5 separate regions of the Homo sapiens genome follow, and regions 1, 2, 3 and 5 are each linked to region 4. A link is a contact called in ENCODE Hi-C or POLR2A ChIA-PET data. All regions are on one chromosome and are shown on one strand. The core of a region is the stretch at or near the end of the contact, and the rest is flanking DNA. Distances in the headings are between cores, read along the strand shown.

What was found. Hi-C counts contacts between places; a loop is a spot of excess contacts on that map. ChIA-PET counts read pairs that join two places held with the same protein, here RNA polymerase II (POLR2A). Pooled maps may share reads with other maps.
Region 1: a map with no recorded cell type shows a loop between it and region 4 (7-fold over the local background). The contact joins the promoter of MCIDAS here to the promoter of PLPP1 in region 4. A Hi-C loop is called at or near these places in 1 of 168 maps with a recorded cell type or tissue (endothelial cell of umbilical vein), 5 of 37 single-sample maps with no recorded cell type and 12 of 50 pooled maps. POLR2A ChIA-PET finds 5 or more read pairs at or near these places in 2 of 52 experiments (AG04449 and HEK293).
Region 2: a loop to region 4 is called in a map of GM12878, with 2.4 times the contacts of the local background. The contact joins the enhancer-like site here to the promoter of PLPP1 in region 4. A Hi-C loop is called at or near these places in 2 of 168 maps with a recorded cell type or tissue (GM12878 and chondrocyte), 11 of 37 single-sample maps with no recorded cell type and 7 of 50 pooled maps. POLR2A ChIA-PET finds 5 or more read pairs at or near these places in 1 of 52 experiments (activated T-cell).
Region 3: a loop to region 4 is called in a map of natural killer cell, with 6 times the contacts of the local background. The contact joins the promoter of IL6ST-DT here to the promoter of PLPP1 in region 4. A Hi-C loop is called at or near these places in 4 of 168 maps with a recorded cell type or tissue (B cell, CD8-positive, alpha-beta T cell, natural killer cell and 1 more), 1 of 37 single-sample maps with no recorded cell type and 15 of 50 pooled maps.
Region 5: a loop to region 4 is called in a map of endothelial cell of umbilical vein, with 3 times the contacts of the local background. The contact joins the enhancer-like site here to the promoter of PLPP1 in region 4. A Hi-C loop is called at or near these places in 2 of 168 maps with a recorded cell type or tissue (chondrocyte and endothelial cell of umbilical vein), 8 of 37 single-sample maps with no recorded cell type and 6 of 50 pooled maps. POLR2A ChIA-PET finds 5 or more read pairs at or near these places in 1 of 52 experiments (activated T-cell).

What each region holds. Positions count from the first base shown.
Region 1 is chr5:55,225,994-55,228,693 of GRCh38, forward strand. It overlaps MCIDAS (multiciliate differentiation and DNA synthesis associated cell cycle protein), which reads right to left and starts at 1,322. Exons shown (of 7, transcript NM_001190787.3): 1 at 1,026-1,322; 2 at 842-938; 3 at 583-674. The coding sequence starts at 1,145. It overlaps LOC124900978 (a long non-coding RNA gene), which reads left to right and starts at 625. Exons shown (of 2, transcript XR_007058773.1): 1 at 625-1,304; 2 at 1,651-2,700. RefSeq lists silencers at 1,072-1,141, 1,192-1,341, 1,492-1,581.
Region 2 is chr5:55,901,926-55,904,625 of GRCh38, forward strand. The region is part of intron 8 of IL31RA (interleukin 31 receptor A); the gene reads left to right. Among named protein-coding and RNA genes, the nearest start is that of IL31RA, 52 kb to the left of the region's middle. RefSeq lists enhancers at 976-1,477, 1,267-1,916, 1,478-1,977. Within about 2 kb of position 1,291, at least 2 of the 41 ENCODE cell types and tissues checked have a DNase peak (open chromatin) inside an H3K27ac peak, as active enhancers do; they include GM12878, where a contact is called at or near this core.
Region 3 is chr5:55,993,829-55,996,528 of GRCh38, forward strand. IL6ST-DT (IL6ST divergent transcript) reads left to right here and starts at 1,339. Exons shown (of 2, transcript NR_102755.1): 1 at 1,339-1,726. IL6ST (interleukin 6 cytokine family signal transducer) reads right to left here and starts at 1,135. Exons shown (of 17, transcript NM_002184.4): 1 at 956-1,135. RefSeq lists cis regulatory regions at 1-2,221, 915-1,588, a silencer at 866-1,345 and an enhancer at 1,177-1,688.
Region 4 is chr5:55,533,517-55,536,216 of GRCh38, forward strand. It overlaps PLPP1 (phospholipid phosphatase 1), which reads right to left and starts at 1,448. Exons shown (of 6, transcript NM_003711.4): 1 at 1,056-1,448. The coding sequence starts at 1,113. It also overlaps the pseudogene RNF138P1. RefSeq lists a silencer at 1,031-1,670 and an enhancer at 1,901-1,970.
Region 5 is chr5:55,922,380-55,925,079 of GRCh38, forward strand. It overlaps IL31RA (interleukin 31 receptor A), which reads left to right. Exons shown (of 15, transcript NM_139017.7): 15 at 1-471. Among named protein-coding and RNA genes, the nearest start is that of IL6ST, 71 kb to the right of the region's middle. RefSeq lists an enhancer at 453-1,053. Within about 2 kb of position 1,297, at least 10 of the 41 ENCODE cell types and tissues checked have a DNase peak (open chromatin) inside an H3K27ac peak, as active enhancers do; they include endothelial cell of umbilical vein, where a contact is called at or near this core.

The sequences.
Region 1 (2,700 bases), core at 72-2,571, 310 kb before region 4:
CTTTGAAAAAGCGCCCAATTGCTGAAGGACTGTCTCTGCAGAGAAGAACATTTTCTGCAAGATTACTTCCAGAGTCCTTTGTCCTTCCTGCTTCTTCCAACTGCAAATTCTCTTGCTCTTTTCCAGTCCTGATAGAGAAGTTATCCATCAACCTCCACTCTTCTTATATACCCACGGAATGAAAATGGCCAGGAAGGGGGTGTTGGGAGAACTGATAGGAATGCAACAGGTTCCCAGTGCGCAACTTTGCTCCCACCCACCCGCCTGGTCTCTCAGTGCGCAATCTTGTCACAGCTCCAAAGAGTAGATAGGGTGGGAAATAGGAGGGGAGGCCTCCAGATGAGCCCGACTGTATCAAGTTGGTCAAATCAGCTCCAGTGGATATGTGGTCTTCATAACATACTAGGATGCAAGTAGAAGTTCTGATCTGGGAGGCTCAGGTGCCTGCACAATGCTTCCCCTCACCAGCTGAGTGTGCCTGCGCTCCCGACCCGAGAGGAGCTTTTGGGGAATTAAAACCACCACCCCGGAGGAGGGTTTGGGTTGCGTGAAACCACGAGGCTCCACGAGAAGGGGAGGTACCTGCGAGGCGGCCAGGTCACCACCAGGCGGCGCGTCGGACCCGAGTAGCGAAGAGCAGTCAGCGAGGTCCTGCAGGTCTATGGTGGTGAGGGCTGCGCGGGGAGACCGGGAGACACGCGCCGGGCGGGCCCTGAGCCTCTCCGCCAGGCTCGCAGCTAGGACGTCAGAGCCCGGGGGAGAGAAGCTCCTCCGAGCTGTGCGCGCCGCACCCTCCCGGCGCGGGGAACCCGAGGGGTAGCGTGGGTGCCACGGGGCTCACCTGGCAGCGCTGTGGGCTCGGCGTCCGGGGGATCCTCGTACACCGACACCGGGCTCCCGCCTGTGCATCCGGGGAAGAACTTCCGCGGAGGAGCGAACTGGCCGGGCACACAAACGTTGAACGCGGGTCAGCCCTCGGGGCACCGAGCGCGCAGACCCCGCCCGGCCCGAATCAACCGCCCCACCTTCCTCTCCGGCTTCCCCGGCTTGCAGAGCAGCGCCCGGCCCGGCAGTGCCAGCATTCTGTTGGGGCAGATGCTGTCGAAGGCCCGACGGCCGGCCGCGCCGCCCCCGCACGCCTGCATTGTGCCTCCTGCCTCCGGGTGCCGACTGCTCGGAGGCGGCGGCCCGGGCTGGGGCAGCGATCCACACCCTGCACTCCCTTCAGTGCCTGCAGGCTCCGAAGCCAGCCAGAGGTTGGGGCAGGCGCGTGACCGAGAAGGAGCCGAGGGGCTGCCGAGGAGGTGCTGAGAGATGGCGGGGGAGGGGGAGGACCGCCGCGCGGGAGGGGTGGCTTGCGCCTGAGCGCCAGAGGTGGCGCCTTCAGCCCGGGACAATCTGCGCGCGGGCGGAGGCGTTAAACCCAACCTGGCAACCGGGCTTCCCCCGGGAGCCGCCAGCGCGGGGCCCCGGCCCGCCAGCGCCGTTTCGGCGAGCTTTGGCGCCGCCGCCTCCCGGACGCGCCAGGCGAAGAGAGGGAGAAGGAGGGGCGGGCAAACGCCGGTCTCCCTCGCCCTGGGTACCGTCTTCCCGCTTACAGACAGGGGGAATGGCAAAGTTAACGATTATTTCCTTTTCTTCCCACTCCAGCCACAAGGCGCACGAAATAAACGTGGAGTGACACCCGCCAGCGCTAGACTCCGGCCTTTGCGCTCCTGCAGGATTTAGTAAGGATGTAGAATACCGGCAGGGATGCCCTGGAACAGCCCCCTTATTACAGAAGCCCCTTCCCTCAAACCTGAACCTTATCCTGGGTCCTGACTTATGGATTTCCACGTGGTCTCTTTTGGCCTGACGCCAAGAGCCCGCCCCGCTCCCCAAGCCCCGCACTCTTCTCGGCAGTGGCGCGTGAGCACAGCCTTTAAAAGACCGTCCGTTAAGAAAAAGTGACACTACGAACCCTCCTCCACTTTCTGAAAACGCCACAGTGGAAAGTACCGAATCCCCGAAAACCCTGTTCCTGTCTTTCCTAGTGGCCTCAGCGGCCCATCGCCACGTTTGGCTGGTCTCTTCGCAGTCGTAGTTGCCATTCCCAAGCCAACACCTCTCCAAGGAATGGGCATTTTCCTGAGTCCGAGGCATCTCCTAGGGAGGGGCATCCTTAGGCGAGGGACCTTTCTCAGTACCACTCATATTCATCCAATTTGAACAGTCGTCTGAAATTGGAATCTTTGTGTACCCACCCCCCTATGTTGGGCACCTTGTTTTCCCCTTATACCTAGTAGTCGTAGTGAAAGAGCCTCTAGTAAGAAACAAGATACCCTAACAGCGGTGGAAGGTAATCCAATGGTAGAGCTGGAATAGAGTGAGAGACTCTCTGACCCAGGAGTAGATGCAGAAACTGAATTGATGTGAGGTCAGCCAGCTAGAGTTGGTGTGGTATGGCTCATGGTGAGGAGCTCTGGCTTTAGGGTCAGAGTGCCTGAGGACCAGGTCCATGAGCCCTAGGTCTTTAGGAAAAAAAGTTACACTGGCCTCAATAGAGTTGCTGTGAAGATGAGTGAGATTATTTATGTAAAGTGACTGGTGCTTAGTATGGGTAAATTAGTGATTTTTTAAAAGCCTTTTCAGCTGTATTTCCAGCTTCCCACAACTTGTTCCTAGCCCTGTCTCCTGTTTCCTCTGGTTTCTGAGTAGCAC
Region 2 (2,700 bases), core at 41-2,540, 370 kb after region 4:
TTAATAAAATTTCTGATTGATCAAATTTCTGTTAGACACAGATTATCGACTTTAAAAATATTATAAAATACACTTTAAAGTTATGCTAAATTCACTTAGGTTTTTTTTGGCTTTGTGTCAGATACGACTGTGTGATCATCAATTATAAGGGTCCTAGATCAGGTATTGGCACACTGCAGCTTGCAGGTTAAATCTGGTTGGACACTTGTTATTGTAAATGAAGTTTCACTCTAACACAACCACACATATTTGCTCACATATTATTTATGGCTTCTTTTGTGCAACGGTGGCTAAGTTGAATAGTTATGACAGAGACGACCTAGCCCACAAAACCTAAAATCTAAAATATTTGCTATCTGGCTCTTTACAGAGAAACTTTACAGATGCTAGTCCCAGACATAAAAGAAAATAATGTTCTGGATGTGCACGATGGCTCACGCCTGTAATCCCAGCACTTTGAGGCCAAGACGGGTGGATCGCTGAGTTCAGGAGTTCAAGACAAGTCCAGGCAACATAGTGAAACCTTGTTTCTACAAAAAAAAAAAAAAAAAAAATACAAAAATTAGCCAGGCCTGGTGGCATGTGCCTGTAGTCCCAGCTACTTGAGAGGCTGAGGGGGAAGAATCGCTTGAGCCAAAGAGGTTGAGGCTGCAGTGAGCCGAGATTGTACCACTGCACTCCAGCCTGAGTGACAGAGCGAGACCCTGTCTCAAAAACAAACAAAAGAAAGTAATATTCTACAGAATTTTGCTTACTAAAGTGGAGGCAACTGGAGAATGAGAATAATAACTAGAGAATAATAAGATAATTTTTGTAAGTATAACTATCATTAAGTAATAGTTATCATACATTGTCTACTAGTATGTGTCAGGAATTGTGCTAAGATAACATAGGTTTTCCCATTTTAGCCTTGACATGACTCATGATGTAGATGCTGTGAGATCTATTTTATAGACGGCAAAGGGATTCAGGCAAGCTTAGTAATGTGCCCAAGGTCTCTGGAGTGGGATGATTCCAGCTCGGATCTGCAGGATTCCCAACTTGTACCATATCCCACAACCTTAGATGTGTTATTCATAAAGTGACTTGAATTCCGGTCACAGATGCTGTGTGACACTGAACTGGTTATTGACCTGTGCGGGCCTCCACGTTCCCCTCTTGGAATAAGGGCTTGGAATGAGGTTCCTTCTGCTCAGCACGCCCTGGGTTTTGTGAGACCCGAGACAGCAGGCAGCGGTGGCGTGGTCCCAGGCAGGGCATCGGAAAGCCCGGCCACTGTGTCATAAGGCCAGAGGAGGAAGATGGGCCCAAGTTGGGGCAGAGCTCAGGATGGGCCAGGACGGTTGGCAAAGGAGAAGCAGCACCAGCACGTGAGCCCCGGGTGACTGTCTTCATGCAGATCACAAGAAATCAATGGCTTTCACAGTCAAAGCCCCTCCCTGCTTCTTCAAGGAAGGATCTGTGTTTCCCACCACACCTGGGGATGTTTGGAGTAATTGCTCAGAAAGCTCTTGTTGAATGATGGAAGGACCCGGCGATTCGTTTATATTGAGTAGAGTGATGACTTGGAAATTCCCCTTTTGGCGCCCCTTGGTGTGGCCAGGCTTTCCCCTTTCAAGGTTGACTCATGGTTTCCTGGGGCCGGCGCCACGCCCCTGTGGTCTCCGCAGTCTCTGCAGTGCACTTGGCGCTTTAGACCCGGATCTCCCTGCTCCTCAGAGCTCCAGTGTTGGTGAGAAGGAGTGTGGGTTTAGACACCAACACTGGCTTCTTCAGGCCAGGATTTGTGGGCAATCATTTTTTAAAAAAGTGCCTCCAGGGAGATGAGGAAGCTGCAGAAGCAGGCCAGGACAGGGCAGAGGCTGAGATGAAGGTGGGCTTTCAGGGCTGCCAAAACGAAGCACTGCAGACTGGGGGGCTTCAAACAACAGAACTTTATTGTCTCATGGTCCTGGAGGCCAGAAGTCCCACATCAAGGTGCTGGTTGGCCATGCTCCCTAAAGTCTCTAGGGGAGAATCCTTCCTTACCCCTTCCAGCTTGTAGTGGCCCCAGGTATTCCTTGGCTTGTGGTAGCTCCAGTAACTCCCATAAATCCAATCTCTGCTTCAGTCTTCACATGGCTAGCTTCTTGTGTGTCTCTGTTTCCATGCCCAGATTCCTCTTTTCTTATAAAGGGCCCACTGTCTTAACTAATTACATCTGCAATGGCCTATTTCCAAATACAGTCACATTGTGTGGCACTGGGTATATACTTTGGGGGGATACAATTCAACCTGTAACAGGTACAATCTGAGATAAAAGCCCCAGGGAGGGGGGTTCCCACTGGATCTTGCAGGGGACTCTATCTAGAGTGTGAGTGACATCTCATAGTCATCCCAGCCAAGCAAAACACAAGCACACAGTAAGAAGGAAGCTGAGTGGGTCTGGGTGGAGCGCCAACATTGGCTGCTAGAAGAGTCTAGTTACATCTCCAAGGCTCCAGCAGGGACTTTCAGCCAGGACTGGCTGGGTATGCTTCCAGGCGGTGAGCAGGGGAAGGCTGGAAGGAGAAACTCAGAGCCCTAGGGTTAGGTGGGGTCAATCTCCAGGCTCTGTGCTTCTTGCCCCGGCCTCTGCTCCTTCTGTGGCTTCACATTTCCTCCATGCCTCAGTTGTCCTTCTCAGAGTTACCTTTTCAGGTTGACAACTTACCTGGCCTT
Region 3 (2,700 bases), core at 89-2,588, 460 kb after region 4:
AAACTGATGATCTGAGTCCGTAATTTCAAATTAAGAGTTGTTCCAACTTGAAGCTGGCAGTCATACACAGTTTAAAGGGTTTGTTTACAGCACTGTCAAAAGCAAATACCACAATCTTTCAGAAAATTCACCCTGGCATTCTAATAACTAGTTATTTTAAGGCAGTATAATTGTTGAAATACTTCACAAACTAAGCCAAAATGCGTTTCCTTCTGAAGGCAAAAAAAAAAAAAAAAAAAAAAGGTGACGTCTTATTTTTAACCTGTGATTTTTTTTTTTTTTCAGTTTCGGATTATGAAATAAAATGCTGTTCATCCACTGAAGAACAGACCCTTGCTTCCTGCACTATCTTCAAAAGTTTAGGTCGGAGGAGGTAAAATTTTAAAAACTGATTTGTTCTCCTTGGGATACAGTGAGATGTGGAATTCGTTAGGAATGATAATTATTAATAGAAAAGATCAAAAGAAGGAAAGAAACGTTAATAGTGTTTATAAGCATTGTGAACTTTCAACAAAGCTGAAACGTTACGATTTCAAGATGAAAAAACGGCTTTGGGGAAGGGAAATCCACCTCGAGAATGAAGACAAGTGCGGAGCGAATAGAATTTCAGGGGAGATGAAAAGGGGATTGGGAAAAACGTGGGATCTGGTAACAAAAAGGGGGGTTTGTTCTTGAAGGGCGTTCTGCGGGGCGGGCGTTAAGAGGGGTGCGTGCGTGCGCCTGGGTGAAGTTTGTACTCAGGGCTGCGATAATCGAGGTGACAAAGTTGTGGAAGTAGAATTCGGAGGTCCGGGAGCAGGAAGGGGAAGGAATGTGGGGATTTCCAGGCTGGGCTGACAAGTTCCGGGCGCTGCTCTCAGGGGGAAGGGAGGTCTCCTCGAGTGCCAGATAGCCCGTCCGAAACCACCGACACTCTAACTCCAGCTACGCGACCCAGCACCCGGCCCCTCCTCACCTCAGGCCGCGCCGCCTCGACCCTCCGCGTCTCCACAGCGCACGAACCCCTTGGCGCCAGGCTGGGCCAGACCCGTCGGCCTGGCAGGCGCGGCCCCCGGTTCAGCTGCGCCGGGGCGGCCCAGCGCGACTCCGCGGGCCTTTTGGCTGCTCGCCCCGGCTCCGGAACACTGTCAGATCCTTCTCCGCAGAGGTAGCGCGCCACCCCAGTCCCGCGGCGGGGCGGGGCGCTCCCCAATCCCGCCCAGCTGCGCCCCCGGCCGGCCAACGCTGCGCCCCGCCCCCTACCGGGACCTAGGCGCTGATTGGCCCCTGAGAGACCCTTTGCGCCCAGGCATTGGTCCAGTGGCCGCCTGTCGACGAGGGGGCGGGACTCCGAGGGGTAGCGATTCCCGTAACGCGGCTCTTCGCGTCCCGGATTCCGGTGGCTGCGTCCGCGTCGCCTCTCCCAGACTAGATCGAAGGGTTCCCCCCACCTCCCCTCTGTGGGCGGAAAGAGCGGAATGTTCCATTTTTCTGTGGAATAACGGGGTCATGAACTGGAGCCCGGGTGCTGCCCGCCGCCCGCTGCCCCCGCCCTCCCTTCTCGCCAGGGCGCCTGCGGCCTCTCTTCGCGGCCTTCCCCGAGGGACTCAGAGCCGCGAGGGACCGCCTAGCTCCCTTGGGGATGGGGAAGGCGTGGGAGCCTCTTGGGGAAAGTGAAGAGCTCGGTGGCCGTGACTCCGCACGAGACTGCGGCAGATTGTGGCGGCGGCTTCTCTCCAAGACTTACGTAAACGAGCCTTGCCACAGTACTTTTTTAAATTAGTAAATGAGTTTGGGTGCGATTGATCAGTGAGCCCCAGAGGTGGTGGCCCACCAAGCGACTAGTGTTTCTTTGCGGTTTGTACCTCCCCGTTTATGATAAAAAATACCGGGTAAAAACCTATTCATCCCGCCTCCGCCCCCCCCTTTCCCTCAGAAAATGGACCTCAAGGCTCATGATGTTTGTTTCTCCCCAAAGGAAGATGAGAATCTTGAGTTAAAAGATAAGGCATGTGCGTGCGTGCGTGTGGGGTGTGTGCGTGGGTGTCTGTAAAAGTAAACACCCAAAGGTAGAGGTTTTTGTGGAAGAATGAGAGGATATAGGAAGGAAATAATGGTTTAATGAACTTAAATTATATCCATAAATTAACAATTATAAAGTTCTTCATTATATTGAGGATTCAGATAGAGTAAAACATAGATCGAATTTTAATCTCTTAGTTGTTGATCAGATAATTTATAAAAGGGCAAAGTGGGCCTGCTAACGGAGTCGCAGGCAAAGTAGATGGTGCTGCAGCTGATGTGTTCAGCTCTTGCTCCTCCCTGTCATCCTATATCTAACCTATAGATTGTGACCAGATTCTGTTCTAGCTTTGCCATTTAGAGGGGTGTTTATTTTAAAACAAATTTTTATAAAAATTTGTTAAATTGAAAATTTTGTATAGATCCAGGAAACTTGATTTTTTTGTTGTTGTTCACAGTCTCACTCTGTCACCCAGGCTGGAGTGCAGTGGCTGGATCATGCTCACCGCACGTTCAAATTCCTGGGCTCTAGCGATCCTCCCACCTCAACCTCCCAAGTATCTCAGACTACAGGTGCCCCTACAATACCTGGCCAATTTTTAAAATTTTTGGAGAGACAAGATTTTGGTATGCTGACCCGGCTGGTCTTGAACTGCTGGCAACAAACGATCCTCCGGCCTTAGTGGCCTCCCAAAGTGC
Region 4 (2,700 bases), core at 198-2,697:
TAGGAACTACTGGATTAAAACCGAGGGAATCTCCTGTCACTGAGAAACCATTACGCAGACTTCCATCCAGGTGGCTAAAGCCACAGATCTCCCACCCTGAGAACTTGCCAATACTACTACTATTCTGATTACTTCAACATGAGTAGGACTATCCAAACCTCCAGCAGCTCTTGCTTTGTTTTTGTTTATTCCATCATATATAAATAGTTCACAGCATAACTGCCTTATACAATACATAAAAAGTGAAAACTACTCCTTCCAACGCCCATCCCTTATCCAAATGATTCCAGTTCTTTCTCTTCAAAAGAAAGGAGTAACTGGCAACCAGAAGCCTCATAACTGAACTCTTCCAATCAGGAAGACAATGCGAAATCTGCTGCAGCCAAAGAATGTCTACTGCTCCTTGAGACACTGTCACAAGAGATGGAAAGCTACACCATGGCAAGGTCTGGGCAGACAAGGAAACAGGTCTGGGGTACCGCATCCTCCCCCACCCCCAAAACTTCTTTAGACCTATACGCAAAAACTTGGCGTGCTCATCCCTACTTGCAACCTGACAATTTACAACCTGGCACACCTTCTAATTAGGAACTAGTTCTAGCCTTTTATAGCCGAAATATTAAACTGCTTCTCACGATAAATCAGGCACTGGCGCCTGCTACTGAGAATCCCCTGTGCATCAAACCTCCAGTTTCACTACTGAGATGGGCCAGTGACCAGGCTCCTCTACCGTACAGAGGGGAGGAGCCCACCCTGCTCTGCTAGAGTGGAACTGCAAACAGAGGACAGGAGCAAGGTATGGAGCGCAGAGGCGTGAACAGCGTCCAAGCAGGGCTGGGCTCATCGCACCGGCGGGCGACAGACAGCGGCGGGCACGCGGGAGCCGGGGTGCAGGCTGCAAAGCGGGGTCCCTCGGCTGCAGAAGCCGCCCCCGTGTGTCGCCCCACAGCTGCGCACGCGTCAGGCAACACACCCCCGCTGCCCGTCGCGGCTCTGCGCTAAAGCCCTCCCGGGACAGCCGCACACGCCCCTCGGACCCGGCGGCGCGTACGTACCCAGCAACACGCAGAGCACATCGAGGGCCACGTACGGCAGCCGCGTCTTGTCAAACATGGTCTCTGCCCGGGCTGCCCGGCAAGGGCGATGGACTGAGCTGCGGGACGGCGGCCGAGGCCCTTGATTCTCGAGCCCGGGCCGGGGCTGGCGACGGCCCCGAGCTACGGCCCCTCCCAGCCGGAGGAGGAGAGCAGCCGAGGGCGGGCTGAGACCGGGCGGCGCTCCCACCGCCAGCAATGGCGCCCGGGGCCCTCCCCTCACAGCCCCCGCGAACACTCGGTTAGTGCCGAGGCGCTCGTGTGCCAGCCGCGGCAGCTCTGTAGCCTCAGGACCTCCTCAGCCGGCACGGCCTGCCCCGGTTGCTCCCCGTCCGGATCCCGGCGCTCTCTCCCACAGGCGGGGCGTCCAGACTCTCGCTTTAAGGATGGGGACCGGCAGGGAGGAGGAACGCGGGGTCCAGCCCCTCCCGCTGAGCAGCGCAGGACCGGGCAGCGCGCGGGTTCGCGGGCGGGGGGAGTGCAGCAGGGGCGGGGCCAGGGAAACCCCAGGCCGCGGCGGTCAGCCAATCAGCGCCGTCGGCCTCATCCCTCCCGACCTGCGGCATCCGCCCAGAAGTGCGGCTCTCGGCAGCCGGGCGGGGCGTGGGGGCGGCTCCCGTTCCGATCCAGGGGGCTTTGCTCTGGACCGCAATTGCTCAGGTGGTCTCCGAACTCGGCCTCGGTACCCCCACTAGGCATTGCTGCTTTCAGAGAGCTAGGCTCCCTACCCAACGATCCTAGAGCACCGGCTGCCTGCCACTCCCCACCCCTTCCATGGGGATGAGGTAATAAACAGGTCAGATTGTTACCACTGAGTTTAAGGGGGGAAAAGAGGTCAGAGTAGGCAGGAACAGAGACGCTCTCCTTTAGTTTGGTACCTCTGAGCCCTTTCTCACTTAGGCCTCAACGTTGACCTCCCTGTGTCCTGGCTGAGCCCAAATGTTAGCAAGAAGCATGCTAAATCATCCATCCTCGATACCTGATCACCGTTGAATTCTTGATATTTAATATCGGATTAGATTCCTTATATTACACCTTTGTTGTAGAAGCCCTTGACCTGCCTTTAGCCAGAATCCCTCTACCCTTGATGTCTCCTCTTAGTAATTTTCCATCCACCGTCACCTCCCTCACAGACACGGTGCCTGTTCCTTGGCTATAAATCCCCTGCTGTCTTTGCTGTATTCTGAGTTGAGCTCAATTTCTCTCTCCTGTTCCAATAGTCATGACCCTTATTGTAATAATCTTGAATAAATTATTCATGTGTTTGACAAGTGTCAGGATAATTTTCTTTAACAGCAGCAAGCACTCCCCCTGCCCCATACCCAGGAGGACCCTAGCCCACATTTAGTAATCTCAGTTTCCTAATATGTAAAATGGGGATTTTTTAAATAAATACCTAATACTCAGACATCACAAGTACTTTGAATTTATTGTGACCTTGCAATCTGAGGCCCTTGTAACTCTGGAAGTAAAGAAAGCCACATGATAAACAATGGCCCATCTTTCTCAGGTGTAAATTGCTTAAAGCTTTTACAGCTTTAAGCTGCCCAGTGTTCCAGTCTGGAGGAAGAAGTGAAACCCAGAAAAGATTATATGATAGTGGCTT
Region 5 (2,700 bases), core at 47-2,546, 390 kb after region 4:
TGCATTTCATTTTTAGGACTAGAATTCTGTCTTCCTGCCCAACTTCAATATAAGTGTGGACTAAAATGCGAGAAAGGTGTCCTGTGGTCTATGCAAATTAGAAAGGACATGCAGAGTTTTCCAACTAGGAAGACTGAATCTGTGGCCCCAAGAGAACCATCTCTGAAGACTGGGTATGTGGTCTTTTCCACACATGGACCACCTACGGATGCAATCTGTAATGCATGTGCATGAGAAGTCTGTTATTAAGTAGAGTGTGAAAACATGGTTATGGTAATAGGAACAGCTTTTAAAATGCTTTTGTATTTGGGCCTTTCATACAAAAAAGCCATAATACCATTTTCATGTAATGCTATACTTCTATACTATTTTCATGTAATACTATACTTCTATACTATTTTCATGTAATACTATACTTCTATACTATTTTCATGTAATACTATACTTCTATATTAAAGTTTTACCCACTCAGCCAGGTGCAGTGACTCACACCTTTAATCCCAGCACCTTGGGAGGCTGAGGTGGGCAGATCACTTGAGGTCAGGAGTTTGAGACCAGCCTGGGCAACATGCTGAAACCCTGTCTCTACAAAAAATACAAAAATTAGCCAGGCGTGGTGGTGCGCACCTGTAATCTCAGCTACACGGGAGTCTGAGGCAGGAGAATCACTTGAACCCGCGAGGCAGAGATTGCAGTGAGCCAAGATCGTGCCTCTGCTCTCCAGCCTGGGCAACAGAGCAAGACCCTGTCTTAAAGTTTTACCTACTCAGCTATCTAAACTGAGGCTCCACAATGTAAATACGTGAGAGATCAGGGAAGCCTGGTGGCTGTGGGAAAGGGCTCCAGTTGACCAGGACTCGGCAGCTCATTACACTCTTTGCTGCAGGAAATGACTCCTGCCTGCATTTCCTGTGGAGGATCCGAGACCCACGCCCGGGCTCTCATTGTCTTCCTATTCCAGGCTCCTTCCCGCTCCTGGAGCTGCCGCTGGGTCTCAGCTCTCTGCTCTGAGGCTACGCCGCAGCTACAGCTCCCTGACCTGTTCCTGTTCAGGCTCCCAGGAAACCTCAGAGTGGCAGGTGCCTGCTGTTTCCTCTGTCTCCCGCCCATCCCACCACGGCCTCTCCTGTACTTTCAATTTGTTTTTCTTTAGCCATTCCTTCCCTTCAGCTTCTAAACACAGTTGGGTCACTTCCATTAAAGAAAGAAAGAGCCCCTGGATCTTCCTCTCCCTCTGGCTGCCCACAGACTCTTGTCACAACGCAGGCCGTGGTTTAAAGGGAACGTGGTCTACAGCCCGTCTGGCAGCTTCTCCAGGCAGCTGAACTTGTTTCCGTTTTTGGTAGTGAGAAAATTGCACCGCTAGAACTTTCTAGAGGTGTAGAAAGCAGGGAGTCACTCAACCCATTCTGGTTCGGGGGACTGCCAGATTTTTTTTAAAAAAAAGGGGGTGTAGAAAGCAAGTGAGACCAAACAATTTTGGGACAAGGAATACGGACACAGAACAGACTGGTAAGTACCCAAGTGTATGACAAACATCCACCATGGATCTAGGAGAAGCCCTGGGGCAGGGTGATATTCACCCGCAGAGACCCCTGTTCATCACTAAGCTTATGAAGAACCATTGACTGGCATTTAACACCAGGTGCTGTGCTCAAGGTGTGGCACGCAGTACCCAGTAAGCCTCACAACTGCATTGTGAGTAGGTAGCTCTGGCCAGTGGCAGATGAGGAGGCTGTGCTCAGAGAGGCTAGATGACTTGGCGGAGGCTCTCTGAGGCTCTAAGCGGGAAGTGGGGGGTTGGAGCCCAGCCCTTTGACTTTCCTTGTGCTTTTCTACCTCGGGTGAGTAAGATGACCAAGGGACTGGGGAGATCAAGAGGAGTGGAGACTCCAAGGGGACCCCTTTTTGGTGAGACGTGTAGACCATTCCCCTCTCCCCTGGGTGCCTGCAGAGAGCTCTTGAGACTGGTTTTAGAGCCAGTGAGGTCTAAGAGAAATGCTGACGGCAGGTGTGGGGATGGAGAGGGGAACCATGTCCATGTTCACAGCCCTGGTGACAAGAAGACAGAAGCCCCCAGGGACCCAGAGCTTCAGAAGGGTTTACGATGGCTACAGAAGCAGGTAGTCCCATGACGGTGTAGAATCTGTAAGCACCCCCAGGAGCTGGGCAGGGCAAAAGCAGGTCTGCTGGAAGAGTGGATGTCCCATGACTGTTGGAATAAGGTACCACGTGGGTGCCTCCTCCCACCCCTCCTTCCCCCTCCCCCACCCCCACGCGCCCTTGGGGCAAAGCGAGACTCGTATCAAAATAAAAATAAGTTATTGGCTCACGAGTTACACTTTCAGAGTCCACAGACTTAGCAAGGATTCGTGTCCTCTTGCCGCTGTAACACATTTCCATAAGCTCAATGCCTTAAACAACAGGAATTGATGATTTCACAGTTCTGCAGGTTGGAAGTCACACTGGGCTACAGTCCAGGTGCTGGCAGGGCTGTGTTCCTCTCTGGAGGCCATAGGGAAGAGTCTTCCTTGCCTCCTCCAGCTCCTAGGCGATGCCTTTATTCCTTGGCTTGCGGCTCCTTCCTCCGTCTGCGGAGCCAGCGGTGTTGCGTCTCTCAGTTCTGCAGTCACACTCGCTCTGTGTGCAGGACCTGGGCTGCACAGCATGAAGGCCCCAACTAAAGCCTCCGTCTCCATG